Regions from separate parts of the Mus musculus genome. Here region 1 is linked to region 2. A link is a loop called in an ENCODE intact Hi-C map of the cell type or tissue named here. Cell type or tissue: left cerebral cortex. All regions are shown on one strand. Each heading gives the region's core, and the rest is flanking DNA. Links, peaks and the distances in the headings are about the cores only.

Region 1 (16,291 bases), core at 5,497-13,496, 140 kb before region 2:
GCATGTTGGGAAATGTGCCAGGTGTATATGTGTTCATATATCTTACTTTTCTTTTTAAAGTATGCATAATGAAACATTTCTCTAATACACGATGCTCAGCTTTTCCAAACTACATTGTTCTGTGTTTGTACAGGTATTTCACCCTTTGTTCAAAACTGCAGCCACTGAAACTTAAGTCATTGCACTTTTAAACAACTTGGCAATATCATGAGTAATTTGTTAAAGGTTTAGTATATTTCATAACTCTTGAGCACTTAAGTAATTGAGATGAGAAAATAAGCCTTCAGGAGTAGGGATGTAGCTCAGTAGTTTGACTGTTTTGCCCAACGTGCATATGAAGCCTGGGTTCCATGCCCAGTACCACATAAACTGGGTGTGGTGGCACATGCCTGTCATCCTAAGCACTTGGGAGGTGGAGGCAGGAGGATCAGAAGTTCAAGGCCGTCCTCACCTACATAGTGAGTTGGAGGCAAGCCTGAGATACCTGAGATGCTGCCTCAAACAGAAATGTCTCTGTTGGTAGTTAGCATTGTCATTTTCCTTTGAAACACAATGTTTATGATGTATTCTCAGTAAGGTTCAGAATCTGTAACTCAGCTCAACGCGGATCTGTTGAGCTTTAAAATGTATTTGAAGTAATTTAAGTAGGCATTCAAAATTATAAATTAGATGTTTTTAAATTTCTGCATAATAATTTGCACTGTAAAATATGTCCTTCCTCCCATTTCCTTCTGCCATTCTGATATGCTCATTAAAATATTTTTGTAAACATACTTGTGTGGTGTCTAGTTATTTCACTGTTTTAATTTCAGTGTTTAAACTCTGTGCTGCTCGGAACACACAGTGAAGGTTGTACTATCCCTGTGCCTCCATGCCCACGAACAGTGCAATCAACGGTTTTTCTGTGGTCTTGGTTTTAGTTACCTGACATTGGATTGTTTTCTGTCTGTCTTTTTTAATATGGGGGGAGGTGTTGGAGTTTGTGTTTTGTTGGTTTGGTCTCTTATGTAGTTCTGAGTGAACTGGAGCTTACTACATAGACTCAAGAGATCTGTCTCCCAAATGCTGGGATGTTACACCTAGACATGCAGCCCAAACTGCCTTTGAGCTTGTTTCAAGTGATAGAATTAAAGTATATACCACCATGTTGGGGCCGGCCAGTGGCTCACATGTCCGGGTTCGAGCTGGAAGGCATCTTGGAATCTGGAAGAAAAGAGGGAGCCTGGGCAGGTTGAGAAATAATGGAACCAAGACAACTAGTCTGCTCAAGGTTCAAATTTTTAATGGCAGACACCCTTTATAAAAGGGGGAAAGTCCATTCCCGCCAATTCATCCTTGGAGCCTGGAACCAGCTGCAGGTGATAGGGTGTAGTCTCCAGAATAGCTCCAGGCCTCAGCAGGTAGCAGTATCTTGAAGAGGAACAGCAGCAGTGGCAGAATAGAGTGATCTGGGGAGGAAGGCTCCACCCTAGGTAATCTCCTTAGTGGCAGCAAGGTCAAGTTCTGGCTCAGCCTGCTTCAGGCTTGTGGGAGGCTACACCACCACACCTGGGAAAAGGGGTATATCTTTTTTCTTATCTCCCCAGAGAGGCTTTACTCTGAAGATCACCATTACCCTCATTCTCTGAACTATATAATTAAAAATTATTAGTTTTCTTTTTCAGTGAAGTTCATACCACTTATTTTGCAAAATAAAACATCACAACATTTATTGTTCTGTTGGTAGGTAACCCATAGTGGTACTTGGGGTATCTGAGTGTTGGTTCACTTTCATAAGCAACAGTTGCAGTGTGTCTAACTGACAGTCACCATTAGCAGCCATACGGGCTTTCCCAAGTGTCACCCAGCACATTGGAAGAATGATTTTTCAGATTTTAATCTTGATTTTTTTTCTTTATGCCTCGTAATTCTGGTCACTTAGAATTTTTAAAACTCATACAGGATCACCCACTCAAGTTAGCCTTCTGAGGTCATGTATTTTATTATCCAAACTGATGGTCTTCCTATGCTAGGACATGGAAAGTGACATAAAGATGTATTTAAATTTTTGTTTTAAGTAATTTGAGCTGGGTGTGGTGGCCCATGCCTTTAATCCCAGCACTTGGGAGGCAGAGGAAGGCGGATTTCTGAGTTCAAGGCCAGCCTGGTCTACAGAGTGAGTTCCAGGACAGCCAGGGCTACACAGAGAAACCCTGTCTCGGAAGAAAAGTAATTAGAACAGATTCAATGGCTAAATAGCCGTATCTGTGTCCTAGCGCCTGGGAGGCAGCAGCCAGGGGGTCAGGTCAAAGTTGAAGGTCTTTGCCTGCCTATACAGCAAGTTTACAGCCTGCTTGGGCTAAAAGGGACACTTTTTCTTTCTTTTGTATTTGCTTTTTTGGGAGGGTAGTGGGGTGGTTGTCTTCAAGACAGTTTCTCTGTGTAAGCTTGGCAGTCCTGGGACTCACTCTGTACACTGAGCTGCCTTGAATTCATAGAGATCTGCCTGTTTCTGCATTCTTCTCGAGTGCTGGCCATCATCACCCAGCCATAAATTGTCTATATATACACTATGTACACATTATCTGGTGCAGAACACTGAAGCTATATAAACTACAGCCATATTCTAATTTTTCTCAATCTAAACTGACGATGAAGATTTCCTCATTTAGCTTGCAGTGGTGGTGCATCCCTTTCATCCCAGTTCTTGGAAGGCAGAGGCAGGCAGATTTCTGAGTTCAAGGCCAGCCTTGTCCCGTCCAGCAGGACTTAGTTATTCTGTTTGGCCGTGTTTCAAGATGTCTTGATCTGGACACTTGAGTAATCTTGTGATATGCAGAACCCCTAAGCTGGCTCGAGGTACAGGAACTGATGTCACAAGGCTGTGAGCACACATGCCATCATAAAGGAACCCTCTTGTCCCTAGAGAGCACCAGATAAGGACAGGTTTATAATCTTACCTAAAATCCTCCAGCCAGCATTTCTGACAGAAAGAAGATAGTTTTTCAAAATACTGAGCTCACATTTGTAAAAACAACCCATTGACAAAACATTTAGGTCCACATCAAAGTACTCCTGTAGGTTAACAAATTTCAGGGTAGATTTTGTTGCCAAATGAGTTTGGCAACTCAATAATAATAATAATAATAATGATAATAATGATAATAATAATAATAATAGTAATAACTCATAATAATAATTAATAATAATTAAAAATTCTCAGAGCCCAGTAGATTTCAGACTTAAGAGATTTGTAGTTGACTAAATTTTTGCTGACACCTGACATTTAGTCCTAACTGTCCTTATTTTCTAAAGGAAATTAAAACACCTAGCAGGTGTGCTTTGACATGCTCTCTGGTTCTTCTATGGAGGTAGCAGGCAGGCCGCCAAAACAGTAAGTAAGTGCTGGGCAAGAAGAGTCTACTGCAGTCCAGATGTGACCTCCTAGAGCCTTATATGCTGCCCTGTCTTTTATAGAGGGGAAAACCATGTAAAAATAGGACCTTGTCCAGGTCTCTGCAGCCATACATCAAGCAGCTTAGGGCTATTGGCATTTAAAAAAAAAAATGTGAATATGTTTGGGCTATACAGTTCGTGTGCCTGTGAGAGTATTCGATCCCCTGGAACTAGAGTTACAGACAGTTGTTAGCTGTCATGTGGGTGCTGGGAATTGAACCTGGGTCTTCCGGAAGAGCAAATAGTACTGGTAAACTACCAAGCCATCTCTCCAGTCCCCTAGCTTCATAACTTTTAAAGCAGCCTTCATCATCATCTGTTGGGTTGTCCTTTCTTCCGTCTGTGCCTTCACCCTGGCTTCACTTCATTAGATCTCATGTGTACAATGGCTTTCTCAGTCTGTCCTCTGAAGTCCTGTCTGGCTCTCCAGAGCACCACCCTCCCTACTAAGTAAGCTGCAGGGCAATCTGCCTGGGGTAGCATGGCCAGATTAGCCACTCTGGTGGCTGTCAGGCCATGTCAGGCTTCTCCTTTTCAATCGATTTTAGCAGGGTGGCCACAGTCCTATCACCAGGTTACAATTGTACTGACTGCATCCACCACTACCTCCCACAGACTGGGATTTGTCACTGAAAGAACTTAGTGGGGAAACCCCCACTCAATTCTCGATTCGGCGTGCACCCAAGAATCACGAACAGACAACCATCTTGATGTAAAAGCATGAGGTAGTTTAATGACGGAGCTCCGGGCCGACACATATCTCCCGCAGGAGACAGAGGTGTCGACCACATGGTGGAACCATAATGGCGAAGCTCTGGTTCGAAACGTATCTCACACAGGAGACAGTGGTTTCAACCCCGAGGCTTGGAAGCTAGGGGTTTTTATAGAAAAGGGGGAGGAATTGGCGCGGTTTCACATGATTGGTCCATTTAAACATCAACAGACTGTCAGAAGGGCGGGAGATAGGGAGGCACTAGGCCAATCAGGACATGTAACGACGGGCCTGCCCGGGCATGTCCTGGCCTGTTCTGCTATGTTCTCAGCCCCAGGTTTCAAAGCTCACAAACAACTCTTTGGGCTATTTGACATAAATTACATGAATAACATGTCTCAAGTTTTATTTCCTTTCAGTTGAGATCTGAAGCCGATGCAAATACTGCAGCTGGTGTTGCCTTTCCAAAACATATACAAAAAAAAAAAATTTTTAAATTTTTAAACTAAAAATTGATCCCTATCAAGATTTATTGTACACCTATGGTGTGCCCAGCATGGGCTAGGAACTAAAAAGACCAAAATATCAATGCCTTCTAAAAGCTTACGTATGATTGAAGACAGGATGTGTGTACCCTTTGTGTGTGATGAAACTGAGTATCAAGAGCCTCACATGTCCTCAGTGCTTCCTCTTCATCTGAGCTACACACACACACACACACACACACACACACACACACACACACACACACACACACAGAGTAAATATAAAATCCTTCAATGAAGTTTTTCCTTATTCAAAATGACCGAAAATAAGAGTCTTGACAAGACACGCAGAACCATGCTCACAGCAACATGAACCAAAGCCACCCACGTGTCCATCAATGAGCTGTGCTGTGTACACACCAGAGCAGCGCAGGCTTTCACAGAAGGCCTGATGTGTAGTCCAGAGAGGAACCCTGGGGACATGCTACATGAATTACACCAGTCCCCAAAAGACATACCGCACCATCCCACTTGTAGTCAAACCCATAGAAACAAAGATGCAACCATCGGGGACAGGAGGACAGGGAAACGGAGGCTTCTGGCCAAGGCCTATAGCATCGGTTTAGTAATGGAAGGCCAGTGCACAGCAAGGTGGACATACTCTGCGCTGTGTACTTGGTAACTTCTTAAAGAATACGTTAATGTGCTCCTGTCTCAGTTGAGTACCAGAGTGGCTCTCCTGCTAAGTGCCTACTATTGGGGGTTATTACCCAGGACAGCTAGTGGGCCAGAGAGTGCTTGTTGAGCTGGTCAAACATCCTAAAAAGAGAGTAGCACTTCTCTCCTCGAGGCTCATCATGGGCACGTCAAAGACACAGCCTACGTAGTCGCAGGTTCTATGGCAGGTTTGCAAAGCACTAATATTGAGTGGTGTCCCCAACCCTGGACTGTAGGCACCTGCATGTCACCTTCTTAAGTGAACAGATCCTTATCTCTCAATGCTCACGACACAGGAGGAAGGAATTCTAACACACATTTTCCAGAAAAAGTATTTATTTGACATCATTAAAAAAATAGTTAGGCACATCATTTTCCATGTTTATGTCACCTGATTTACATACCTCAATGCTCAGTACCTCTTAAAAACACTAAGTAAATTGGTAAATAGAGTCTATATTGAAAAGACGTGTGAGAGGCGAACACCTGTAGGCAAAGGTCGCTCGTCAGCATGAGAAAGGAAACATCTGTGAACAAAATAATCTCTAAAAACATTCTGTGAGAAGATAAAATCTAACCAGTAGATTTCTTTTTTAAAAATATATTCAACGTAAAAGTTAAAAACAAGACACTAGAGAGTCTCTGCATCCTACAGGTGAACTGCGAACAGCAGGAGCAGAAGGCAGGCCTAGAAAAGTGATGGTGACAAAGGGGCTGGATCCAGTGTTTCGCTCTGAGGTGAGGGATGAAGGCCTGGGAGCTACCTCAGGGTGACAGCTGAGTCTTCACTGAGCTACCATACTGAAATGCAACGGACTCCCACTGAGACAGAAAACAGATTTCCCTTTTTCATATTTGCCACCATAATATGAAAATAATTCTCTTTTTAAAAAGCAGAATAACAGTGGCTATAATTATACAGAGACTATTTTTGTTTTGTATTTTCAAAAAGATAAGGGACAGAGTCTGTTGCCTAAGCATCTGAAGGCAAGAAGCAGTTTCATGAGTCTTGGAAAACATGGTGCCCTATGCTGCTGGCACTGAAGGAAGGATGGCAGACCTGTGTCTGCTGAGCGCTGTGTGCACTGGGTTCCATATTCAGTATCCACTGCACTCATTCTCAGTATTTTTTCCCCAGGGAAGGAAAGTTCCATTATAGCCTGTGGGAGAAAGCAGCATGGCACAGACGTGGGAAGAAAGAGCATCATTGCCAGAGAAGGACTCGGGGAAGACAGTTCTAAGAGCTGTGTGGCTCATCTGAGCTAGAAGAAAATATGAGGACCATGGCCTCTGAATGGAAGCCTTGTTCTTTTGGGGTGGGCCTAAAATCAGTGCAGGTAGGTCTTACTTACAAATCGCTGACTCTTTTCTTTTCCTTTTTTTTCTTCTTTCATTTGTGTCCTTTCAACTAAGGTCCGACTCTGGCTGAGGACTACACTTGAGAGTTCCAGGCTCTGCCCCCTCTATCTGTCCATGTGGTTAACAATGTGCTGGTCACTAAGAGCCCTCAATATGGAAAGCAAAGGCCAGACCTAAAGCCCTCAGTGGCCCTGTGACCCACTAACACTCCATGGAGAGCCTGTCTTGGCATTACTGACCAAAACCTCCCACATATTTCTGATACAAGATCACAGAAAACTTAACAAATGTCCTTCTTACAAAATTTATATGCAAGATAGAGCCTAAAGATGAAAATTTTCAAATAGAGGGGGGGGAAAAAATCAAAACTCTCCTATTCCCCACTGAGACACAAAAAAATACAAGCTCCAGACCTGCAGTCAGCTAAGCACCAAGGAAGCAGAAGCAAGCTCCTTCCCTAGCAATCATGCTGGCCCAAGCAAGCCCCTCCAAAGCCAGCGATGCTTCAGAGCCATGCCACCCAGCTCTGGCAATCACTCCTCCCTAAGGCAGTTCAGTCAATGTCCACTCACACAGGCTCTCTCAGAATGAGGAAAGGAGATATATCCATTCTGAGATGCTCATCAGGTAGACGTATCTGTAGGTGAGAGCTGACCTCACATCACTTCAGGGAGAGGGACTTAGATCCTTCCAAGAAAAGACCAAGTTCCAATAATGGAAAGATGCCCACCTAGCTCTTCCCTCACACCAATCAGTTCAGAAATGTAGGCCTTTGTGTGGAAATGAGGACCTGCAAACAGGGATACAAAGAGCAGCAACTACATCCACATGATGAAGGCATGGGGACGGGGTGGCAGCTGCCTTGATTGTCCCTTTAAGAAAAGGGTTAGGCTGAGCCACTGCTATGCTGGTGTACAAAATATAGCTGTTCAGTCTCTTGTGGGCTCTGGACTCATGGCGTGGGGTAGGCAGAGCAGGGGCTTCTAATCTCATAGACCTGCAGGTCCAAAGAGCTGAAGTAACTGGTGCACAGTCTCGGATTTTTCCAGTTGGACAGAGAACCACGTTTTCCATTTTCCATTCAGTCTAGAGCAGGACCATTACCAATGGATCTCTGTATTCCAGCACTCAGCACAGTGCCTGCGAGGGACTTTCACTGCACTCCAGCTGAACGAGTGAGTGAATGGCTGGCTTCTTCCACCCTTGCTTGTCTCCAGCTGAACAAAGAGGAAGCAGACATTCCCAGGCACACTCTGCTCACCCCACAGTCTAGGAAAGCAAAACACTTCTCAGGGCTTTTAGTGCCAAAGCTGCCACCTTTGGCAAATGTGATACTATGAAGACAGTGCAATTAAAAAGGTGGGGGAAGGAAATGGAAGGAAGAACAAAATAGAAGAGGAGGAAGAGGAAGAGAAAGAAGCAGAAGGAGAAAGAAGGAGAAGGAGGAGGAGAAAGAGGAGGAAGAGAAGGAGGAGGAAGAGAAGGAGGAGGAAGAGAAGGAGGAAGAGGAGGAGGAGAAGAAGAAGGAGGAGGAGGAGGAAGAAGAAGAAAGAAAGAAAGAAAGAAAGAAAGAAAGAAAGAAAAGAAAAGAAAAGAAAAGAAAGAAAAGAAAAGAAAAGAAAGAAAAGAAAAGAAAAGAAAAAAGAAATTTCAGATCCTCAGCTGCATTTCCAGCTAGTTTCCAGAGACAGCCCACTGGAAGGCAGCTCTAGCTGGAACACATTGTATACACTGCCAGGGCCACCCAGATAGCAAGCTATAGAGTAAAGGATTTCAAAACACTGATGCTTCACTGTCAGAGGAAAAAAATAAATTAAAACCCACCCAGTACATTTTCCAGTCTGATATAAATTAATTCAAACACAGTTAGCATACAGTCAATAAATTTCCAAAGGCAGCAGTCAATCCCAGGGTTGTATAATTGCAAAGGAACATTGACTCCCCGCAATCAGGAGGCTCCAGTGTCTTCCGGGCTGCGGAGGTCACACTGCTCCTTTTCCCTTCGTGTCCAGCTTGTTACTGGCCTCTGACTGCTTGCTCAGCTGCTCTTCCGTGAAAGTGATGTAAGAGTACACCAGGCTTCCAGCAATACTGCAAAACAGAAAGCCATAACGAGGGAGGGACAAAGTGAAGGAAGGAATGAGTCCTTACACTTGTACCAGGTAAAGTCTGGTAAAAGTTAGGCATGTCCTCAGAATGGAGTACTAGACATCCATTAGATTGCTGATAAGTAAAATTGGCAATGGCATCTTAACAAAAACTACACAAAATATTAAATGTTGGTGACTTCTATATGAATTAAGTAAACATGAATGTGTACCTCAATTTCAATCAGAAGTGAGAAAAGTCTGGAAGATACCCCAAGAACACTGGCTGTGGTTATACCTGACTGCTAAGATGCCATGCGGTTCCTTTCTAGTTAGAGGCAAGCTTAGGGAAGAGCGCTCCCCTGAGTCCTTGGCTTGCGGTTGGCTGTCGGCATGCCTCACATGCTCATACATGCCACTCTAGCCTGCACTCATGAAGACAATGATCTCCTTCATTCTCTGGGAGGCCTTCGCATCCCTGTCGGACACCCGCTGAGAGACTGCCAGTCTCAGTCCACTGGGTCACCAGCCAGCAGACTGCCTGGGCTGGGCTTTCCCCTTAAGTTGTTCTTGCCTTGAATTTGACCCCCATCTTTGGCCTGACCACAAGACTCCTCAACATGTTGCTCACTTAAAACCCTTTGTGGTTCCCCTGGGCTTTGATGTCCCAGCTCTAGGCCAGCTGCAGAAGGGTGAGAACTCCACCTCAGGATCCTGTGAGGAAGCAACGCTAGTGTATACCAGGAACAAGAATACCACTGCCCACTCTCTGAGGCCTCCATCCATGCTCCAAAGCTTCCGCTAGTCTATCCTTTCTAGTAGGACTCTCCTGCTGTTGTGCTATTCCTCCAAGGTGCTCCATCCCTGCGAGGGATGTACAGAAGAGAAAATGGAGTCTGCTGCAGCAGCTGCCACACCCAGCCCCCACTGCACTTGCACCACCGCTCCCTGGGTGTAAGCCTTATTCTTTGACCTCCACAGGGTCCCCTGCACATGAGCTTGCACTCTGGGGTACTGAGCTTACCACCCTCTAGCACCCACTCGCAGCCAGGGCCTCTGGCTGCTCCCATGGCCTCTGGCAGTCCTTGCATCCTGTTGCTGAACCCTGGAAACCATCTCTGCTCTCCAATGTGTGTGTTCTCACAGATGAGACCTCACAGCTTGGCTAGGACCTCAGTGCCTTTGTGCCTAAAGCTTAAAACTCCCTGAGGACCACATGAACATCTCATCAATTCCCTTTGCTCCCAACCCACTCCAACCCAAACAATGGAGAAAGGATGCCCTTCTTTCTTTCATTTCATCTTCTCCTAGTCACACTCATCAAGAAGACCTAAAACAGTAGTCTTACTTCTTTTGTTACTGAGCCCCTTTCACCTGGATGCGAACATCTCGAAGTGTAGGCTTAAAGCACAGCAGGGCTTGTACATGTCCCCAGACTCTATTCTACCCTGGAGCAATGAAATAATCCTGAACCAGAGTTGAGTCTTGGTCCAAATCCTGAATATATACCACTAACTCTAAAGCCCCAGGGAAGTGAACTGATCTTTCTGAAGCATCAGTCTGCACACGAATACAAATGCTACCATGCATCTAGGCTTTGTCTTTTGCTATGCTAAATACTGGTTGCTTCTAGAGAACACAAGTAGACCCAGGTGACCCCATGTAACATGCCCCCTACATTATCCCTGATTGGTGAATAAAGATGCCAACAGCCAATAGAAGAGTCAAAGGAGGGTCTTGGGATCCCAGGCTTGGGGTCTGAGAAGAACCATGAGAGAGAGAAGAAGGTGGAGAGAGGAAAAAGACCATGGGATAGGAGTCAAGAAGGCATAGCTATGAGAGCAGGCCAATTGGAGTTAAGAGCAACCCAGATGAAACATAGCAATAACTTGGGGTTATCAATAGGATATAAATTTCAATAGCATAGAGAGTAGATATCTGCCAACCATTAGTGCTAATAAAGTCTAGTAATAAATATAAAAGTCATGGGTGTCTTCTATCCAGGAACTGAACAGTAAAAGGTGGGGTAGAAACCCAGGATTGGAATGAAATTTTTCTACAACGCATTTGCTCCCAATGTGGGGCAAAACTTGCTTTAAAAAAAAAAAATTCAGATTCCCAAATAAAAAAACCACTCTGCCCCTTTAAGACTAGAAAGGTGGGGAAAGGTGGTCCCTTAGCAATGTTGGCTTTTCCCCAAATGTTGCAAAAAGCCCTGAGAGATTTGGGATAAGGGCTGAATATATGCTGATTTGGCACACATGATTCTGAGGGTCATAGCATGAACTAAGACACAGCTGTGCCCTGTGAACAGAATGGCATGCTAGGTGATGGAGTCCTTAGGTTACAGTGGCAGGCTTGGATGTCAACCAACCTAAATCCTTCTGGGATGCTATGGCTAGAGCGTAGCTCTGAGCTGAGAACTGATGTCAGCTTGGTCAAGCACACGCTGCGCAATGTCTCAGCTAGGCTTGGCTAGAAGATTAACTGAGTTTATATGTAATGAGAATATAATCATGGGCGGGCTTGTAGGCCACTGGCACAGCACTTGAAAAGCAAGACTTTGTGTTTGATTCCACTGCAAAAAAAGTAAAAATAAAAATAAAGTCTATGCAGCTGGAGAGGTGGCTCAGTGGCTAAGAGCACTGGCTGCTCGCTCTTCTTCCTTTTTCTTTTTTCTTAGATATTTTCTTTATTTACATTTCAAATGTTATCCCTGTTCCTGGTTTCCCCTCCGAAAACATCCTCTCTCTATCCCCCCCCCCTTCCCCTGCTCACCAACCCACCTTCTCCCATTCCTGGTCCTGGCATTCCCCTTTATTGGGGCATAGAGCCTTCACAGGACCAAGGACCTCTCCTCTCATTGATGACCAACTAGGCCATCCTCTGCTACATATGCAGCTAGAGACACGAGTCCCACCGTGTGTTTTCTTTGATTGGTGGTTTAGTTCCAAGGAGCTCTGGGGTACTGGTTAGTTCATACTGTTGTTCCTCCAAGGGGACTGCAGACCCCTTCAGCTCCTTGGGTCCTTTCTCTAGCTCCTCCATTGGGAACCTTATGTTCAGTCCAATGGTTGGCTGAGAGCATCCAAAAGGTGCTGAGTTCAACTCCCAGCAACCACATGGTGACTCACAATCATCTGTAATGGGATCTGATGCCCTTTGCTGGTATGTCTGAAGACAGCTACAGTGTACTCATATATATAAAATAAATACGTAATTCTTTAAAAAAACAAGTCTATGTTAATACACACAGAGAGGAGAGAGAAAGGGAAGGGGAGAGAGGGAGAAGGAGAGAGAACAAGTGAGAGAGCGGCAGAGCACTCTAACACACTCGTCGGAAGAGGAGACAATTCTGCTCTACTTTCCTTAGGAAGCATCAGCACGTGGTAGCCGTAGCATGATAGAGTCACAAGTCCTTTAGCCCACTCGACACTATAAAAGAGACAGCATATGAAGAACAATTATCTACTCTCCCAGTTCTGGAGCTGGGCAGTAGAGAGTGGAGGTGGAATGTGTATGTGACGGGAGTCTTCTCATGGGTCCCTTGAATGAAGGAGGCAGCAAGGGCTCCTCCTCTTTGCCTGGGACACCGTTCTCAAGAGAGCTTTAGCTCCAGACTCTGCTCCCACCAAAGCATTCTTCTTAAAACTCTGACCTTGGGAATCATAACTCTAACATGGATGCTGGAGGAGCACAGTATTCAGTCCACAGCAAGGGACAAAGGAAAAGTGCTGCAACCTGTCCTGACCTGATCATCACTATCACCAAATACTGTACTTACAGAAATGACAATTCATGAGTCACCTAATAAGAACTAAATATCCAGCAATAACATGATATACATATTAAAAATAAGAACCAACCATTACACAAGCCTTTTTTAAAAACGAGTATTTTTCCATATAAACCTTACAGATTCAAGTATTACTATTTCAGAGACCTGTGGTGGTAGGCACAGCTGAGGGATGAGAATGAAGATGGGTATGTGGAAGGGACAGGAAGAGGAGGGGCAGCAGCAGCAGCACCACCACCACATTTCCTCACAAAGGGATATAGATAGATTACTGCAGTCTATCCTGAAACTGCACCACCCACTTCTCCCACTTCTGAGGAGATGGGAATCTGCTGAAACGATAGCATCTGGGATGATACACTTCTGATCACATAGCCCATGTCTTCTAGATTTACAGCATGCTAGAAGACTCAGTGTGTAGGCTACAGAATCATGTAGCAGAATGAGTTCCATAGAACCATACAGTAAAACACACACTGAAGCTGTACAGTAGGGTAATAAATCATTTCAACAGGTCAAGTAGCCAGCCAGTAGGGCCTGTCACATACCGTTCCTTCTGTGACACCTTCCCAGACAAATCCTGGGAACAGCACCTGAATGGCTCGCCAGTCTGGATAGCTACTTTATAACAACTGCCCTGCAAGCTCTTCACCAGAAGGTCTAAAGATACCTGGGCATTGCTCCGTGGCACCCTGAACTACAGAACAATCTCTACAGGGAACCACCAGTGCCACGAGCACTCCACATGTCCTCCCTTCCTTCAGGCTGGGCTCCACACAGTGCCCAAACGGACCCTGTTAAAACTAAGTCACATGTCACTGCATACAGACTCCACCAGCATTCTTCCCTCTCCCCAGTAACTCTGTAATGACCAAAACTCCCGCCTAATCTACTCCTCGAACTAACCAAATGGCATGACCTTTCACTGCTTGCCCATGCCACGTAGGCCTATTGGTTCTGGAACATTCCAGACTCACTTGTACATCAAGGCCATTTGCTTGCTCTTCTTTCTGAAACTGGGGGCTTACTCCCTCCATTCCCAGTCCAAACAGGATATGCAGCCCACAACCTTCCTAGCCGTCTTTTTCCTCCCTTGTTTTCTCCATTACACTTTCTCTGCAGCCAGCAGAGCAAGCATCTGGAAAACTCCACAAAGACAAATCTTCCAGTTCCCTACAGAAGCTCCGCCCACCCGCCTCAGGCGGGCTCTGAGCACATGGCTGTTTATAAATAAATCAATCCTCCTGAAGAGCAAATTCTTGTCCAAGCAAGCACATACTTTAGTGTAAGGAGCCAATGGACCCAACAGCTGACTCTACCTAACCTACCAAGGGAGCTGAAAGAACAAAGATAAAACAGCAGTAAGACAGGGGCGAGCAAGGAGACCAGAGTGCACAAAGCTAGCTGCTGCCTTCCCAGGTATCTGTTTATGTCCTACCTATACTAAAATAAGTGTTGGTCTTTGCACACACTTCAAAAATAGAAGTCTATTAGTCACAGAAGTCTGGCTAGGGTATGAACCATTCCATCTGCCTAGGAGTTTTGGGAGACTGCCCAGGAATAAATTTAGAAGGGGGGAAAAAAAAACCTAAAAGATTCCCAAACCCTGTTGAGATGTTTGTGGCACTCACATCCTTGACAAGACTATCACTAGCTTTGTTAACTAACGTGCCAGACAAAATCACTTCCAGATCAGAATTCTGGTGAGGTTCTGTGTGCATCTATGGGCTTTAGGAGGCGAGTCTGAATACCCCGATAGGCATCCCTCCTCGGACTCAGGGCTACAGGTTCTGCAGAGGTTTCTGCACCGGGGAGGGCATTTGCTTAAGTATGTCCGCTGCGTAGGACTAAAGCACCCTCTCTCTGTAGCTGCCCACTTTTTCCTTTCTTCGCTCTTCAAGAAAATTTAAATATGGGCAGATTCCCACTAGAACTAGCAGAGCACAGCTAATGAGTTTTGCAAACCTGTGGGAAACTCCTTCAAATTTCCAAGTTTCCTACAAAGTGGCCCCAGTCATGGGACACTCTAGGCTGATTCAAACCACAGAGGAACAGAAGCACGCTGGGCTGACAACTTGAAGTGGAACCCCACATTTTGAACATGAGAAGCTAAGGTCACCAAGAGGGAACAGGAGGTAGCTGTTGACAGCAGCAGCAGAGGCAGCGCAGAGGACTATGCTACATCTCAGTTCAGCTCTTCCTCTTCCCACTGAGCTATTACCAAAGAGCCAGCTGGCTTCCCTGCGACTTATTCAAAAGTGCAAAGCACTCTAATGAGAACCCATTCATTATAGAACTGTAAACAGCCTGGCAGGTGTGACTTCAGCAGCCACTAAGGGAATGTAAGTATGTCCTGCTCTTAGTCCAAATGAGAACCACCAATAAAGGAAAGAAAGCTCAGGCTCTTACTTCAGAAGACGGGACCAGAAGAAGCTACAAGGGAACTACTTAGGAAAAACAGTGTGGCACCAAAACTTCAAAGTTTTAGAAAAAGAAGCAAAGATCCAAATGAGAGAATGAAAGAGTTCAATGCTGGGCAAAGGTCACTAGAACGTTGTCCTGGGAAGCAATTCTACAGTTGGATCCCACCCCTCCCAGAATGTGGGGAGTCTGGGTGACTTTGTTAGTGCCCCGCCCCTCAAAAAAGGTTTCAGGCTTATATAACCAGGGGGCACGTTATGAAAACCTATGGAAATAGTTAATGTATTCATCTACCGACCAACACTAAATAAACAGTTCTGGGGTTAGGACTATGGATATGGAGGATGAACTGCAAACCAGGTCTTAGAAGCTAAACAACTGGGCCAAGCTCCTTCGCTTCTCTCTGAAATGAGCTCCTCGCAGGAGCCATTACAAAGCCTTCCTTTCACAGCCGCACAATCAAGCAGGAAAATACTGGCAGTGTTTTGCTGTTAGCACTATGGCCGAATGCCTCTTATGGGCTAGGAACAATGTATATTGACGTAATTAAGATAAGTGATTTTCTGCCCTCAAAAGCTGGTGATCTAAGCAGTAACACATGTGACTCATGAGGCTACACTAATTTATTCACTCATCTACTGAACATGTAACTTAGACTCTGGGGTCCAGCCCTCTGGATTATAGTCCTAGAGCCACGACTTACTTGTATGACACTGGCTTACTGTAGACCCCACGACTATGAGGGGACCCACTATGGTACAGCAGATTGCCTGGCATAGAGTGACAGGCTCATTACCTGTGTTCCATAGCCATTCAGGTTCCTTTCTCTCGATCTCAGTCTGCCTCTCTTATAGAGTGGATACAAAGAAGAATGAAAGAAAGAAAAAACCAATAAACAACACCCCGCAAACCCACCTATACAATAGTGGTTTTTATATAATAGATAGGACTTTATTTTTAACTAAAAGAGTGGAAGCAGTTAATTATATTTATTAACACAGCATATTAAAAAGTACCTTAATCTAGACTTTATAATAAGTAAAAATTAATTCAAAAGTAGCTTTGTCAACAATTATGAAGCCTGAAACAAAACAATCTGTAACACAAGAGAAAAACCTTTCTGGACTTGGATCAGTCAAAACATACTCTTAATAAAAAGAAGAGGCCCAAATTTGAGTATGCTGTGTTTCCCGAACTCTAAAAGCACGAGAGAAGAAATGATCAAGTTTTTCAAATGGACAAATATCTGACTTGCAACTTACTAAAGAAAATATGCAGC
Region 2 (16,291 bases), core at 3,767-11,766:
CACTAACGGTGGTGTGGCCTTGTTGGAGTAGGTGTGGGATGGGCTTCGAGGTTTCAGAAGCTCAAGCCAGGCCTAGTGACTCCTTTTTCTTTCTGTGCCTACCAATCTGGATGTAGCACTCTTAGCTACCTCTCTAGCACCACGTCTTCCTATAGGCCACTGTGCTTCTCACCATGATGATAATGGACTAAACCTCTGAAACTGTAAGCCAGTGCCAGTTAAATGCTTTCCTTTATAAGAGTTGTCTTGGTTATGGTGTGTCTTCACAGCAAGAGAAACCCTAACTAAGACACATGGTTATGTGTTTGTGTGTGTGGTCCATCTGTGCTCACACAAGTTAACAGTCACATAAAACTACTCAGACCCAATTCCAAATAATGGACCTGGGATTTTAGAACAAAAATCCCCAGCCTTGGCAGCTCCATAGGGTACGCTTAATTGTCAGTTCCATTATGCCAATAAAGAGACAATAATAATGATGGGCAGGGAAATAAATGTTATTAATATGGGCATGATGGGGGAGAAAACAGAGATGTTTTATGAACCTCAGATCTGTCTTTTGGGTATGACATAAAATTTTCTTAATTACTTAATTGTTTATTTATTTTATAACAAGGTACCTTAAAACCTAGTGATATTAAATAAGTTACCTGTTAAGTCTCAGGGTTCTATGGATGTCCTTAATGTTGTCCCTGAACCTTTGTTGTTGTGGAAAGTAAAATGCAGTGCCATCAGGTTCCCGGACATCAGTGAAAGTTCTTGTCTATAGTGTCAGTTCTTCTCTGTGCATCCTGTAAGTACCCAACGAATTTGTGTAGCATCCATTTACAGCATTGCAAGATAGCAATGTTAAATGCTGAAGGTGGAGCCAGATGTTGTTGGTGCACACAACAACAACACTGGCACTGGGGAGGCAGAGGCCGGTGGATCTCTGTAGGAGGGATGGTGGCTGCCACCTCTGTGTAAACTCTGGTAGCTGTGCAGCCACAAAGGCATCTTCTGCAGGAGGACCTAATTGAGGACTTCCTGAGAGACCAAGGATTGATGCAGACAATGCCAGCCAATCGGGAACTGCTGTTTAGAGGAGACACTTTCTTGGGACCAATGGGGCACAGGTGGAGAGTATTAAAGGAGCTTGCAACAGCATTCAGACAAGCTTGCTGTGGTGTTTCTCACCTGCTCCTGAGTCTGTGTCATTGATTCTGAGGGTCAGCAGAAAGTAGTCCAACGGCCCAGGCAGCAGATCTCCATGAGTTCAAAGCCAGCCTGGTCTACAGAGCCAGTTCCAGGGCAGTCAGGGTATATAAAGAAACTCTGTCTTCAAAAACAAAAACAAAGCAAAACAACAAAAAAGGATGAAGGCGGAAACTGTAAGAGTTCTTGAGGCCAGGCTCCAGAAGTCAATGACCAGTACGTCTGCCATACTCTGTCAGCTAAAGCAAATAGCAAGGCCCACACGAAGTCAGCATCCGGACAGAGCTGACTGGACCTCTGCAAGTGAGTAGCGGTGAAAGCCGGTGCAAAGAGATCTGCCTGCCAGGACGTGACTATGAAGGGAAGAGCTTTGTGCTAAGATGTCACTTCTGATATTTTTTGACTCTATCTTTGGGTTAGTCTGACCTGGATTTTAAATTTAAGGAGGAGGAGGAGGAGGACATGGGCAGCTACTGATATAAAATATACCTGTTAAAAAGATATTTTAACAGAAATTAACTTATAAATTGGCTTTTGGTGTTCTCAAAAACAGAGATAGAATGGAGGCAGCTTAATAGGTCCAAGGAAAGGCAGGTAACCATCGCATACCTTAGAGAACCCCAGGTTTCAGAGAGAGGATGTTAAAGGGGCAGTGCTCACAGAGTTGCGGGAAAACAAGGGCCCTGGAAAAGAACTGCCCTCTTTAGAGTTCTTATAAACAAGGCGTTATCCCCTTTGCAAAGAGGGAAATCACTGTTAGGGAAAGGATGGTGCCCTACCTTCCAAAGGGAGAGTGGGCCTTCAGCTTCAGTGATGGCGGCCATTACAGATGGATTCTGCCTGAAGTCCCCTGAAAAACACCTGCTCAAGCCATGGTAGACTGCCACTGGAGCACCTTGGGTAACTTTTGATGTAGCAGACAAAAAGTGTTATTTTTCTTTTCAATATCAGGGCTTTGTTCTTTGCCTGAATCAATAACCTTGAAGTCCTTACTAAACGAACTTGTTTGTTCAAATTTCTATGTATCTAACAAATGTTGGATAAAATATCTCCAAATGAAGAGAATTATTGATGTTAATTTCAGCTTTGGGAATTGTTCCATACATGGTCCAATAACAAGGCACAACATTGGGAATCCTTACCTAGAAGTTAGGGATCATTCAGACCCACAGCTTACTTCTGCAGATCAGATCTGTAACATGTGGCTGTTAGAATCTGTACTCTCTAGGATGTTTATAAACAATAGTAGCAAAAGCAATGCTAATAGGTGAGCCTTGCCAAGGTTATGAACATCTTCTGATGTTTGGTGACACTTTCTCAGGGTGAATAAAGACCTGTCCTACCTAGATTAAAAGACCCCCAAAAGTCCTTATCTGAAATAAAACCTTTGCTTACCCCTTTGAATGTCACAGTCTCAGTCTTAAAGACATGGCTGACTATAGAAACAAAATGCTGAAAACCCTTATTTTTTTTCCTCTGAGGGAACAGAAGGATGTCTGTCTTATCTTCTTAAATACAAAGATAGCCCCTATTTTATAAATCAGTCAGCATTTGCCACCTTTCGTTTGGTTTTCTTATTCTTTCTGAGGTACTTTTGTTATTTCATGATTACTACTTTCCTTATTCTATCCAAGATTTTTTTATATTCTCAATTATATAACCATCAGTATGCCTCTTCCCACCAGGAACTCAAGGAATCTCATCTCGAGAGCAAGCTGGGCAAAGATGGCTTCTGGGACAATCATGACCATGGCTTTCTTGGCTCTTGCCTCTCATGGAACCATTTTTGGTATGATGATGTGACTGCTTCTTAGACACTTCAAATATTTTTGACATGTGTGTCTTTAAATGTGTGAAAGTTCAAACCAAGCTCCTATGATGCAGGCCATCCAAAGCCTTATCTTCCCCTGGGGAATCAAATAAGACACGCTGTGGTCCTCTTATCAGAATGGAAGAAGTTATAGATCACTACTCACCATCCTTCAGCTTCATCAGAAGCTCTCAGTGGGGAACTGAGGCAGGAGAGTAGGATGAAGACAAAGGCAACAAGATTGAGCCTTTGTCTTAACCACTGCCCACCTCACAGGCACGTCTCAGATGAGAAGTGGCAGATGCCCTAATCTGTAGGTTTAGAGAAATGTATTTAGAAGTCAGTTTGATCACGTGTCCATTTAGCAATGGAATGGTAGGCTCATCCTTAGGGCCTATGAGCTCTTCAGCCAATTTTCCAGCTAGACTTATAGTATGAGGCATGTTTTTGCTTCTGTACAATGAGCCTTAAATCCAATCAGAAAGAATTGGTTGCCCCCATGATTTTCATGCCACTGTTGTACCCATGGCTGGTCATTACTATGCCTTGCAGACTCACACCTGGGCAAGATTATGTTGGGCTGTGAATCTGCCTCACCACTGGGGTGCTGAGAGCATCACCAACAAGCTGCTCAGAGGAGGCAGAACACAGCCTATGATAGGTGTCCCGCCCACGTTTTGTGTTTCTCCAGATGGGAAACAGGGAGGTCTGGGACAGATGCTGTTGTTCTCAATCTCCTGTGAACCAAGACGCCACTGGGGACCTCGAGTAGTTGAGAGTGATCTGGTTCTGAGTGAGTGCTGAGTGTATAGAGGGGCTGGAAGAGAGAAGGCCTTCTCTGAGAGATTTAGGCACTGTACTTTACAATGAAGCCCCCAACCGCAAGCTCCTGTGATCCTTAATGAAGGAGACAATCCTTGATGGAGACTAGTTCTTGGTTGTTCAAACTGCTTTATTGTTATGGAAGATGTCAATGCACACACCTTACTCAGGGTGAACCAGAGATTAACTATCTCTTGCAGGAAGGAACAGCTAGGACGGGAAGCTCATTGAGTGAACATTCTGCCTTATCTAGATACCTAACTAGCATGAAGAACCCCAGGCTTTTATGCTACATGATATGATCATTTGTCATTGTCCTCTCAGTGGGGTGACATGGTCATGTGTTGCAGGACAGGTAGAGCCTGGCTGGGAGCTGGTTCCATGCCTGCTGCTCTCAATTATGAGATCTCCTGGGGGGTTTTGAACCTCCTCCAACCTTACCAGTTCTTCTGCCTGGTGGCATAGTCCACTTGCCCCACAACCTTGTTGATGGCTTCTCTCCCCCAGCACTCCAGAACTATGAAAGCTATCCAGCAGGGAAGGATTTCTAGGTCAGCACAGGTGGATTTCTCTAAGTTTTGTCATCAAAATGTGTGATATCTTCTGCAATAGGGTCTTATCAAGTTCTGGTGAGAAACCAAAAGCAATGTCAATAGCCTGTGTTTGAGGGGTCTCTGGGAGTCCCAAGTCCAACCACTCAAGGGGAATATCCATACCTGTCAGTGGGTAGTTTATTTGTGACTTCTGGAAAGAACATTTTCCACGGTGTTGGGTAGCTCCATTTAAGTACATATTTAAGAAGTTTGTCGAGGTTTCCATGTTCTCCCCCAAGCATCCCAATGTTAATTATCCATTTCTCCACATCTTCCTCTGTCTTCTCTTCCCACCCCTTCCCCAAGTATCTGTCTGTTTGTTCCTCCATATCACCTGTGCTCTGTTCAGAGTGCAAAGAGCAAGTGGCTGTGATTTGTTCAGACACGAATGGGGACATCTACATCATACGCCTTCCTCTAAGGTTCAGAGAATATCACTGAAGAGGAGGTGGGGAGATTGTATGAGTCAGAGGTCAGGGCAGACTGGGGAGAAACAGTGTCATCTAAATATGACAGGACCATTGTATTTACAGCAGCTGTGGGAGCCTGTGTAAGACTTGCAGAAGACCAAGCCAGTCAATGGTCCAGCATGGAGTGGAAGGGGCTCAGATGAAGACCACTGACTCTGCATGGGAGCTATTGACGGCTGCTGGAGGAGGGGGTTCCCCTCCCCACTGGGGAGGTGGTGGTAGAGGGTGTTCTCTGGTAGGTCAATCACTCATTGGGTTTCCCACCCCACATGTGTGTATGGGCCACATTAATTAAACTCAGTGGGTTACTGAAAAAAAAAAAGAGGGCACGAAATTGTGAAGGGAATATGGGGTCATCCTGGAATATAATAGAAATACATTATAGGCATATATGAAATTCTCAAATAACAGAAATCTTATATTATAAAAAACCAAAACCACCAACAAAAATACAGAGCTGAAGTCCTTTAAGAAAGATAAGCATATGAAAGTGACCAATGTCAGGGCTTGATAGATGGCTCAGTGGTTAAGAGCACAGCTGCTCTTCCAGAAGTCCCGAGTTCAATTCCAAGCAACCACATAGCAATTCATCGTTGATGCCTTCTTCCGGTGTGCAGACTTACACACGTACAAAACACTTATGTAAGGAAATAAATATTGAAAAAAAGGAAGTGACCAATGTCAGAGACTGGAACCTCATTTTCATCCATGACCAAGAACTACATGTAAGAAACAAAACATGTCTACATGTCTAACATATAAATGAGGGGGCTGGCAGGCACTATGTAAATGGCTCATAAAATGTCTCAGCCAGTTATCATTGATCTTCTCCTGCCCCAGTCTTCCACGAGCTGGGACTAGAAGGGTGTGTCACTATACCCAGAAAAATATCACTATCTTTAAATGAAGTTAAGTATTGGTAAGTTACCATTAATTATAGCATACTGAATACTCACCCCAACCCCCTTCCCTTCCTTTTGGCTTTCTCTATCTATCTAATTCTCTTCTTACTTTTGTTGTGTTGTTGTTGTTGTTTTTTGTTGTTTTTGTTTTTTTAGGTTTTAAGACAGAGTCTTACTCTGTAGACCATGCTGACCTGGGATTGACCATGGAATCTGCCAACCTGGTTTTGAATTCAAAGTCATCTTCTGGTTTCAGCCTCTTAAATGGTAGAACTGAAGAGATAAACCACCATGCCCTCGTTTGAGTTTTAAAATGTTTAAGTTCTCTAGGGTTCTGTCTCCCAACTTCTATTTTCTCTTAACCCATCTACCCCTTTCCTCAATGGTACCCAAGGTCTGACTCATCTCTTCCTTACTGGTGACTCTGCTAGTTATGTTCCCAGCTCCCATTGGGTTGTAGAACCATGTTCACTCTATGACTGCTTATAAATATTTCCACAGCCCATCTAGCGGATGTGATGGATTGAATACGCCTAAACCTTCAGTGTAGTCATGCTCTCTGTCCACCTTTGTCAATCCCTGCTTCATGATGTCTTCCTTGCAGTAACCATATGATATTGATCACCACCATGAAGTGTCTGTCACACATTAGATAAATATTTGTTGAATACATAAATAGTTGAATACATAAATAGTATTTTTATCTTTAATGTGTGTCTTAGGTAGCCTATTAGAAAACCAGAATAATTCATATAATCACAAAGCATCTTTTTTTTTTTTGGCTCTGGTGGGTAGCTGCAGCTCCCACAGAATCATGCCTGCCAGTATTCACACTCCTTTGTAAAACATTCCCACAATGAAATCTGGTCTTAGGACACTCCAGGAGCTGTTGTCATGAATACTGCTGACCACTTATAAGTCTGGTGTCCTAGAGCGATCATGGTGAAACAGTCTTTCATATTTAGTCTTATTTTTATGCACCTTTATCTAGGACTGAGGGATGATTGTTAGTAAGTAATCGGGATGCTGGAGTTAATGTTATACCTACGATCAGAATGATCAGTGCAGCTTCAAGTCAAGGCATCATAGTTCTCCAGCAGCCCCTGGAATCGCTTTCCTTTTGGCAGAACTGGTGTAGAAACTACAGCAGGCACGGTTTTGCATGGATCCAACACAGCCATGCCAAGTACCAAGGAGGTGTAGAGTTCCTGGCAGGTAGCTTAAATCTGGGCTATCCTCCTCCCACCACACGGGGGCGAGACGGCGCCACAGTCCGTACAGCCGCAGCCGGCCAGGACTGGGACTGGGGAAACGGACTTGGCTCTCACAAGGGCGGAGCAAAAAGCGCCGGAGAGGTCCCCAGGGCAGGAAGTGAGGGGGCGGGGCTTGGGAAAGGTGTGCGCCTGCGCGGAGCCGGCTGTTGGATTCCGCTCGGGCTGTGGCTTCAGTGCGCGCTCACGGTGACGGCTCGGCGTTCTTCCAGAGCGGGGCGGGGAGGGCGGAGAGGGGAGCGGGGCCCGGGGGATTCGGGGACCGCGGTGGGCCTAGGCCGTGCCGGACGAGGCGAACGGCTCGGTGGGTGGAGCTTTCTGGAAGTTTGCCTCCCGCCTCGGGTGGTGGCTTCCTCCTAAGCGGCGCTTCCTCCAGGCGTTGCCGGTCTGGCCTGTGCGGGTCTCCCCTCCGCCTCGCCGCTCGTCCTTGTGCAGAGCGACACATGCTCTCCTGCCCCAGCTCGCAGCATTAGCGCAGTCGGAGCAGTTCCAGGGAGCTCATTGGTTTCCTCAAAAACTTGTATTCAAGGATCACTTGTTATAATACTTAGCACTCGCGGTGTGACGGGGAGCAACTGTGCTGGGGCAAACCTCCGCCAGAAATGTTAGTCCCAGCAGATGAAAACCCCACATTTGGAATTTAGGAGTTCATCGCCTCCTAGCGTCTCTCAAGGTCTTGGAGCCCTCTTAAAAGGATTTAACTTCATAGGCATCATCCCGAGCCAAGATGCAGGGGTGCGGTGTGACATTTGGAAGCTTAAGAGCCAACCCTGATAACTTACTTTTTTTTTTTTTTTTTTTTTTTAAGAAGCTGTCCATCATGTGTACTTAGCTGGAATGATTATTTTAAAGTGCATGTCCTATTTTTGCCAATCTGACAGCTGTTTCCATAGAAACTAGAGAAGAAATTGTAGTTTTCAGTAAGAGTTGTTAAAACTGTCTCCTAGCCATCAGCAGTGAGTGCGAGTGAGTGCGCACTACTTGCTCATTCTGAGATGGCACTTGAAGAACTAAGGGTTTGAAATGTTCTTAGAGGCTAGCAATCCAAATTGTGTAATTTTCTCACATCATTAATTTCCTAATCCTACAAGTCTGCCAGCTATGTTTGTTGGCCTGCCACAGTTCTTTGAAGAGCACACGTCAGTCCCAGTTCTTCTTAGGTGCTGTGTAGTGTAGTGACTGGCTCTTTGAAAATGTATAAACAGATTTCTTTCCCCATTAAAAACATTTTTTTTTTGAAGGATTAATCAGTGATTACGGATTAACAACTACGGTTTCTATTCTGGATGGCACTTGATTGCCAGTGTTAGAAATGCTAATGATTTTAATTATGTACCTAGTGTTTGGAGCTTTTGTTTTTACCTTCTATGGGTAGACTACGTTAAATATGTTTGCACCTGCTCTGAAATGAGCACTTTTCTCATGAGCAGATAGATCCCAGCAGTTCGAATAGGGTGCATGACATTTGGAAGAGAGTTTATTTTCTGAGGGGGGATATCTATACACTAGATGTTCTGTCATTTAGCAGTGGATGAAGGAGGCTTGGAGAAGGTGCCTTTGGAACTGGGAAGCTGGAAGCAACATTAGGAAGTTTATTGAAAAGCTCACAGATAACCAGTGGAAATTACAGAAGAGCTTGCTTGGCTTAGGATTCACAAAGTAACATACCCTGTAAACACTTAAATTGCCCAGAAAGAGGAAATACTGGATTCCTCATAAACACCGTTCTGCCCCCTGAATTTCACGTAGGCTTTTTATAAGACTTATATCTGTATCTATTCGTGTGTTTGTCTTTACTAGCTTTACTGATTGGGCAGGCATTTTTGTCTTGTCTTTGCTTTTTATCTGCTACACAGAGTGGCGTCTGACTTGTAGCATTCATTCCTATAATGATTTATCAATGAATTAATGAATCAATGACTAAAACAATCCTTAACCAATGAGATACAGGAATGTTTGGTTAAGATGATCAACTTTTATTAATTTGGTTGGCAACATTTTAAAATAGGTAAATTTCACATTAAGACTGAATTTGTAGCGTTTGCAGAAACGTTTGTAACATTTGGCAACATAAAAAACAAATTTTGTTATATAGTTGGGCCTCCTTTGTGTGACTGTTCACATCTGCCTGGCCTTGCTGCAGCTTGCCTGCATCTATCACACTAACCCGCACTGTGCAGAGCTGTCCTCTTATTCATTTTAATAAAAATGAAGCAGAGTACAAATTGTGCTCCTCATATGCACCTAGCCACACGCCAGGGCTGCCATAGTGGACAGCACAGGGAACATTCTATAGGAAGTCTTATGTAGTGTTGCTTTTGGCATTGGACTTTGCTTCTCCTGTTACCCTGTTGGACTGAAGTTTTGTTTTTAAATTGTCTTGAACAGCTCTGTGACTCAAGTGCTAGAGTACAGGCTCGCTCTTCTCAGCTTCAGGGCTCTTGCAGGTAGTAGCACGTCCTGCTGTTTGTAGATTAGCATATCATCTTGGTTATGGATCAGAGCAATGTATCTTAATTCATTTCTAAAGAAAGGGTTTCTTCCTGTAGGCTTGGCTGTCCTGGGACTCGATCTGTAGACCAGGGTGGCCTTGAACTCACAGAGATCCCTGCCAGCTTGTGCTTCCTGAGTGCTGGGATTAATGGTATGTGCCACCACTGCCCACCTGGTTTGATTTGCCTTCCTGAGGGATTGCTTTAGGTTCCTTAGAGGAGGGGTTGGTAGTGAACTAAAGTGAGGTAGTTACAATATAGTAAAATCTCTAACTCGGGGGCCCAAAAGTAGGATGAGCTGGGCTGAGGTAGTGAGGTAGATTGGCAGGGCTGACTTAAAGTGACCTTTGGTTTTTCTGGATGTTAACATCCTAAGGCTAAGTCTGTATAGTTGGGAACGTGGTTTGTAGAAGATTGGGAAGTTGGAGTAGGGAGCATCCCTCAGATTGTCTCATGACACAGTTACCATGGAAATGTTAACTTGCACATGGGTCTTGTACAGCTGCCTCCTGCCATGGGAATGTTGAGCTCATTTCTAGGTAAGACAGGGAGACTGGGTGAAGAGCAGGAGCTACCTTAGAGAGCCTCTGAAGCCCAGGCAGATGTGGAAAGCACAGTAGGGTCTCAGAACCATGAAGGCCTTCAGGCATCTTCTGCATGAGTCGGTAGTCAGCCTGTCTCAGCCCTGCCTTCCCCTCCCTGTGGTCTCTCACATATGGTAGGTACGTTTCGTCGTCCTTTTCTGTGCAAGCCTGTGCAGAGCCTTTCCTCCCAGGTCTAGCTTACCTGCCCTTTGTGTGCTGCGGCACCAACTATAGGCCCTACGTGGGTCTTTGTATTCATATGCTGGATACGGCGTAATGTGAAGTTTTCTCTGTGCTAAGTGTCTACCGATGTCTTTGAGACCAATGGCTACTAGGGACTAACATGACCTCCTGGCTCATTCTCTAAGTTGAGGTCATGCCTGGACAAGTGTCTGAGCTTTGTAACAGTAAATCATCAGATTTGAAGGGAAGAAATGTATTCATGTCATTTTTATAGTTTGATCTCTATTAAAAGAGCTTAAATATACTTTCCTATGTGAAACAGTTCAATTTTTTTTGTCTTTCTCCTACCAGTGTCTTAAGAACGACTTCTGCCTTGTGTAACTAGCTAGCTCACTGCTTTAACACGTGGAATTTAGTTATAACAACTCGAATATCCTTGTCTACTAATACTGCCATTTGTATTAGATAGGAGTCAGCTTCCTTTGATTAATATTTCTTTAATTCTGTGAATCTCATTTTCTGCTTGGTAATTTTAAATTGTGAATTACATGTTGCTAAATGTTTATTTTTTGATTCTTGAGTTTTTTTTGTTTTGTTTTGTTTTGTTTTTTAAATCCAAGATGTGGCTATTAGAAGCAGCTTGATCCTTTAGAGTGCTGTTTCTCTGGGTGTTTGTTTTAGTCTTTGCTATTGGGGCTAGAGCAGCTCTCACATCCGTGCTGGACTCTTTGGAGTTCCACCCAATTTCTGTGAATTACAAATGGGAACTTTTCCCACTTTGATCAATGGGAGCAGATATTGCACCCTGGCCTGTGCATTGTGCCCAGAAATTATGGTTCTTTGCAAGCTTCAGGGGGATTTCTTATTCGTATGCCCAGCTAGTACTCAGCTGCATAGGGAGGCCTGCAGAGAAGGGAGGGGCTTGCAGAGACCTTGAGTTCTCTCTTTGGGTTTTGTGTTTCCTTCTGCCCATAAGCTCTAGCTGCCTGGTCCACAGGCGTGCCCAGCATCACACCTTCAGTTTAGGGCACTTATAGGCGTAGTCCTTCTCTTATGTGTGGTTTGGAGACTCACCAAAGCCATTCTCTGGGGCAGTTGTAGGTTGAGTCTTGTTTCCCATCATTCAGTCCTTCTTTGCCTACCCCCCAAGTATGTGGAAATCCTCATTTTATGCATTCCCTTTAAAAAGTCAATTTTAGGTGGCATTAAAGTCCCTCTTTTCATCCTGATTCTAATCAAAAGCCCCATGGGTTTATTGGAATGAGTACATTAAAAGTCTTAAAGATAACATTTTTTTTTAAGTTAGCCTTTCTATCCCATTATACTCTTATTACTGTCAACTGATTCACATTTGTTGTTTTATCGAAGCTATTTCTTATTTTGACAAATGATTTGCTGATCAAATAGAGTCCCTGCAACTAAAAAAAATATAAAATGTTTTTTCTTAAAATGAAGTGAAAAAATTCAAGTGTTGAAAGTAAGCACTGTGTAGTGAGCTGAGGCTGTGTGCGTTCCTCTGGCTTGTCCTGTTGAAGGTGCTGCTGCGCGTGGTGCACTGAAGTACAGGCATCTACCCTGACGCGTTCAGCATGTGTCTTGTTTCTCTCCTCTCCTCTCCTCTCCTCTCCTCTCCTCTCCTCTCCTCTCCTCTCCTCTCCTCTCCTCTCCTCTCCTCTCCTCTCCTCTCCTCTCCCCTCCCCTCCCCTCCCCTCCCCTCCCCTCCCCTCCCCTCCCCTCCCCTCCCCTCCCCTCCCCTCCCCTCTCCTCTTCTCTTCTCTTCTCTTCTCTTCTCTTTAAAAAAGATTTATTTATTTATTATGTGCAAGTACACTGTAGCTGTTTACAGACACACCAGAGGAGGGCATCAGATCTCATTACAGATGGGTGTGAGCCATCATGTGGTTGCTGGGATTTGAACTCAGGACCTTTGGAAGAGCAGTCATGCTCTTAACCGCTGAGCCACCTTGCCAGCCCCTCAGCATGTGTTTCTTAAGCATTACATTCCCAGTTTGTAAATACATGTTTTCCACAGGTGTTTATATCTTATTTGTGTGTGTGTGTGTTCTAGATAACCAAGCAAAAGAAAGATGAGCCTCCTTTATGGACTGCAGTCTACCAGGATAAATCGGTTTCTCTCTGGAGTGAATAACCTGGCCAACAGGAGACAGTGGACCCCCCCAGCAAGCTGTCCACTGGCACCAAAGCTCCGAGCAGTAAATGCATACTGGGGACTGAACACAGTCAGTCATTGTCATTCAGTGACCTTACTGCCTAGAAACTTTCTTTTCTGTAGGACTCTCAATCACAAAAAATCAAGATGCCTCTCAAGTGCCCAAAGCAAGGAATTGGGGGTGCTTACCTACAGATGTACTGTGCGGGGTGATTCTGTTCTAAGACAAGGAGCAAGGAAAGTGGCTGGCGTTCCTGCTCTCGCGGCCTCCTGTTCTCCAAGCTGTCCTGCCGTAATAGAGGCCCGGAGTTTCCGTACATCTGCAAGGGTTCAGGCTGCCCCAGTCCCTCTCTTGCTGCTCATTCTGAAGCCAGTGCAAAAGCTCCTTGCTATCATCGTGGGCAGGTAAATATACTTTGGGGGGAAAACAGTGTTTGTGTTAAAGTTCATGAAGTTTTATGTTCACATGTGTATCAACATATAATACTTTTTAATAATTAAACTTTAGTATTTATAAAACTACTTTTAAGGAAACCTTTCCCTAGGCCATATTTAGCTCAAAATTTAAAGGTAAATTCTATCAGTCTTGTGTGTATGATTTTAATAATCTTGAAATATAATTTGTTGCAAATTAATTGTGCACAAATGTGATCCTTAAGTTTTGTTGGTTGAGATATTTCTAAAAGATTTCACATTTCTAATTATAAGGATAACGGGCAATATTGACAATGATTTGTGTAACAACAGCACTTAAGAACATTGCCCTTTGATTTTGTGGAATTTTAGGCAGTTGGCATGAAATGAAGGACTTCATTTATATAGTTAGGTGCTCAGCCTTAGCCACGCTGATAAAGCTCACACCACCATTCTGTTTTCAGGGGATTTTTGTCACGTTTCTCTTGGTAGTCCTTTCTAACTGTGCACTTTATATCCAAGTGGCTATTTCTCAACCCCTTTTCCTTAGTTCATGAAGGCTGAAGAAAGCAAATCTGTCTCTTCATAAAGTTTTGCTAAGTTGGCTAAATATGCCGACCCTCCTTGCCAGACTAACAACCCAGTCTACTTTTATTCAAAATCCAAGACTTTCTCTGTAATGTATTTAATTCTGTTGTTTGATGTTGACAGAAAATGGGTATCTACGTTGGCTCCTGAGAAACAAACTCATCCTCACTTGTAGGAATGATTGCTTTGTGAGGTCTAGTCCTATAAATTGTTTGATCTTGGTGTCGATCTTACTATTATACATTTCCTCTTATAATCTGTTACACATATACTTAAGTAGGCAGTGATGCTGTAAGTGTTGTAGTAGGAAATGAGTATACTTCATTGTTTTGTGGCCCTTCTGGTTCAGTCGCTTTCTCTGTGTTAGTCGGCCTCGGACACTATGATGAAATAACCAAGATAATAAGGGAGCGAGGACTTATTTTGGTTCATGCTTTCTGAGATTTTAGTCTGTGGTTGCATAGGCTGGGCTCGCTCAGTGCCTGGTGTGGGAATGCTTGGCAGAGGAGACTTGTCCATTTCATGATGGTCAGGAAGGTAAAGGCAGAAGCAGGCAGTGGCTGGGGTTCTAATAGCCCCTTTGAGGACATCTCTCCAGAGACCCCACATTCTCTTACTAGTTCCTGTTTCCTGTGGGTCATACCACTCCCAGTAGTGCAACAGGCCAAGGGCCAAGCCTTTGATATTGAATACATAGACTTTTGGTGGGTACTTCCAAATGATAGCAGGGACTTAGTAAGATTGTAGTAACTTCACAAAATTGTTTTGTAGAATGAATTCTTGTCAAGAGAAATTTCACATATGTGTGTGTGCATGATAAATTTTAAGACTTAAAAAAAGTGTATCCACAAGGAAATGTTTTGTCAAAATGTTTTCGTACCTAGCCTGGCACTTTAGAGAACCACTGTCCACTACTGCCAGCCAGCAAGGCCCTCCCCAGATGGCTTCTGTAACAGCTCACTTTTATTACTCTGGTACTTCACCTCCCCTACTCCCCCAGGACGGTAGTGGGGCTGCTGCTTCTGAGCAGGGCTGCTTATTGTCGGTCAGTGCTGAGGTAGTGCCTCCGGTTCCTTGCTGGAGCCTGAGGAGCCAGTGGGAAAGGTACAGTTTATCCTCCATGACTCCAAGATGCTTGTCTGCGGACTTCATCCTTGTTAAGTGGTCAGTCTGGGAATGGCTTTCCCCTTGGCTAGGTTTTTCTCTGTAACAAGGTGTTAGAAAGAGCACACGCATAGTGATTAGGCAGCACTTAGCATATGGTAAATAGGAAGTGTTATTAGTGGGAGTTGTAACAACACTGCTCCTTATTCTAGGGTTTTCCTTCACATTAGCAGGTGTGGGAAAGCCTTAGGAGTTTTAATTATCATTTTGTAGAGTCGATGACTTTCCATTCTCTAGCTGAGAGTTTTCTTAGTTAAAGAGCTATGTGTACAGAAGCAAAGGTGGAAGGGGTTGGTTTTGGTGAGGTGTGAGCATGCACTTACAGACGGGCCATTTCTGATTTGTCACAGGGGCATAAGGAAATGGTGGCAAGCACTTCCCCCTAACAAGAAGGAGCTATTTAAAGACAGCGTGAGGAAGAACAAGTGGCGGCTGCTTCTTGGTCTGAGTGCATTTGGACTGCTCTTTGTAGTGTTTTATTTCACTCACCTGGAAGTGAGCCCTGTCACCGGAAGGAGTAAACTACTGTTAGTGGGCAAAGAACACTTCCGACTTCTGTCAGACCTGGAATATGAAGTAGTAAGTAGTGAGAATTGTCTGTAACTACACTGCACAAGCTAACACACAAAGCAGGAAGCTTTTTAACATACAGAAGATACACTGCTTTTAGTTTTAGTTTTGACACATTAGTCATCTCCTCCAAGGTCTCCCATTGGGAAAGGTGTTTGCACGTGTGCATGGCTGTCCTCCCAGCCAGCCGGCTCCTGCTGTGCTGTGCTTGTGCGTCATGGTGGCCCCACTCAGGAAAGCCTTCCCCGATGCTCAGGCTGGATCCGACTGCGACTCAGCCCATAGAGCTGAGAACTGGACTTTTGTGGTCTTGTTCCGTGCTTGGCAGGACTGCGTTAGGTCCCAGTTTTCCTTCCCTTTGTCTTCTTTACATTATGGAACTTTCCGTGGTCTGTGCCCTTCTCCCTTTTTAGCCTAAGCTCTGTGGGACCGACAACCTTGTTGGTTTGTTTGTTCTAGGATCTAACACCATGCAAACTAGTGCTTAGTTTTTATGTATCAAATAAGTAAACATGCTGTGAGAATTTATATACCTCGAAAGTCAGGTATAAGATAGTTGTTTCCCAAAAGTCAGTTTTGACTGAAATTTTATTGTATTTTCTGCCAATTTTTTTCTTCTTAAAACAGAGTTTTGCTATGTAGGGTTGGCCCCTCAACCTGTGACCCTTATGCCTCAGCCTCCTAAGCAATAAGCTCGCTGGTATGTGCCCCATAATCACTTGTTTTCTGAATAGAAAATAATGGTGGGATTCAGAAATCTCAGCTCGTGGAGACATACAGTCACAATGTGTTCTCGTGTGTCCTCAAAGATGGACATCATTGTGTTTTAGTAATTACATCCAGGGAAGTGCTGGATGCTGTTGTTGAATGGGTAATGGCTTCGGGTCTTCATATGCTTGGGTACAAATGAACACATGAACTTAGCAAAGTTATCACTAATAGCAATGACTTTTTTGCTATAAAAGTTGATCTTAACTAAGATAATAATTAGAAGAATACAAACAAATTTAAACTATGTCTTAAAATCTAGTCTTAATAGGAAGACAGGTTTGAGAAAAACATTT

The links. Peaks named below come from ENCODE experiments on the same cell type or tissue, not always from the same donor. Only the 100,000 strongest peaks of a DNase experiment are listed, where the experiment ranks them.
Region 1: it touches region 2 in a loop (2.5-fold over the local background); 1 of 42 quality-filtered maps calls a loop at or near these places.

The regions. Positions count from the first base shown.
Region 1 is chr4:103,164,982-103,181,272 of GRCm38, forward strand. It overlaps Slc35d1 (solute carrier family 35 (UDP-glucuronic acid/UDP-N-acetylgalactosamine dual transporter), member D1), which reads right to left. Exons shown (of 12, transcript NM_001356276.1): 12 at 5,668-8,799. The coding sequence ends at 8,691. Mier1 (MEIR1 treanscription regulator) reads left to right here. Exons shown (of 13, transcript NM_001039081.2): 13 at 1-773. Among named protein-coding and RNA genes, the nearest start is that of Gm46864, 42 kb to the right of the region's middle. In left cerebral cortex, for the core only: no CTCF peak of the experiment used is centred there; DNase peaks (open chromatin) are centred at 6,508, 9,268, 12,271 and 12,894; H3K27ac peaks cover 2,381 bases.
Region 2 is chr4:103,306,633-103,322,923 of GRCm38, forward strand. Oma1 (OMA1 zinc metallopeptidase) reads left to right here and starts at 7,214. Exons shown (of 9, transcript NM_025909.3): 1 at 7,214-7,251; 2 at 12,390-12,896; 3 at 15,008-15,236. The coding sequence starts at 12,409. 4930456L15Rik (RIKEN cDNA 4930456L15 gene) reads left to right here. Exons shown (of 4, transcript NR_045887.1): 3 at 2,880-2,983; 4 at 4,953-5,200. Gm36523 (a long non-coding RNA gene) reads right to left here and starts at 7,090. Exons shown (of 6, transcript XR_867961.2): 1 at 6,840-7,090; 2 at 3,171-5,526; 3 at 1,974-2,098; 4 at 1,177-1,318; 5 at 651-791. In left cerebral cortex, for the core only: CTCF peaks have their summits at 7,037 and 7,723; DNase peaks (open chromatin) are centred at 7,144, 7,502 and 8,010; H3K4me3 peaks cover 1,527 bases; H3K27ac peaks cover 1,538 bases.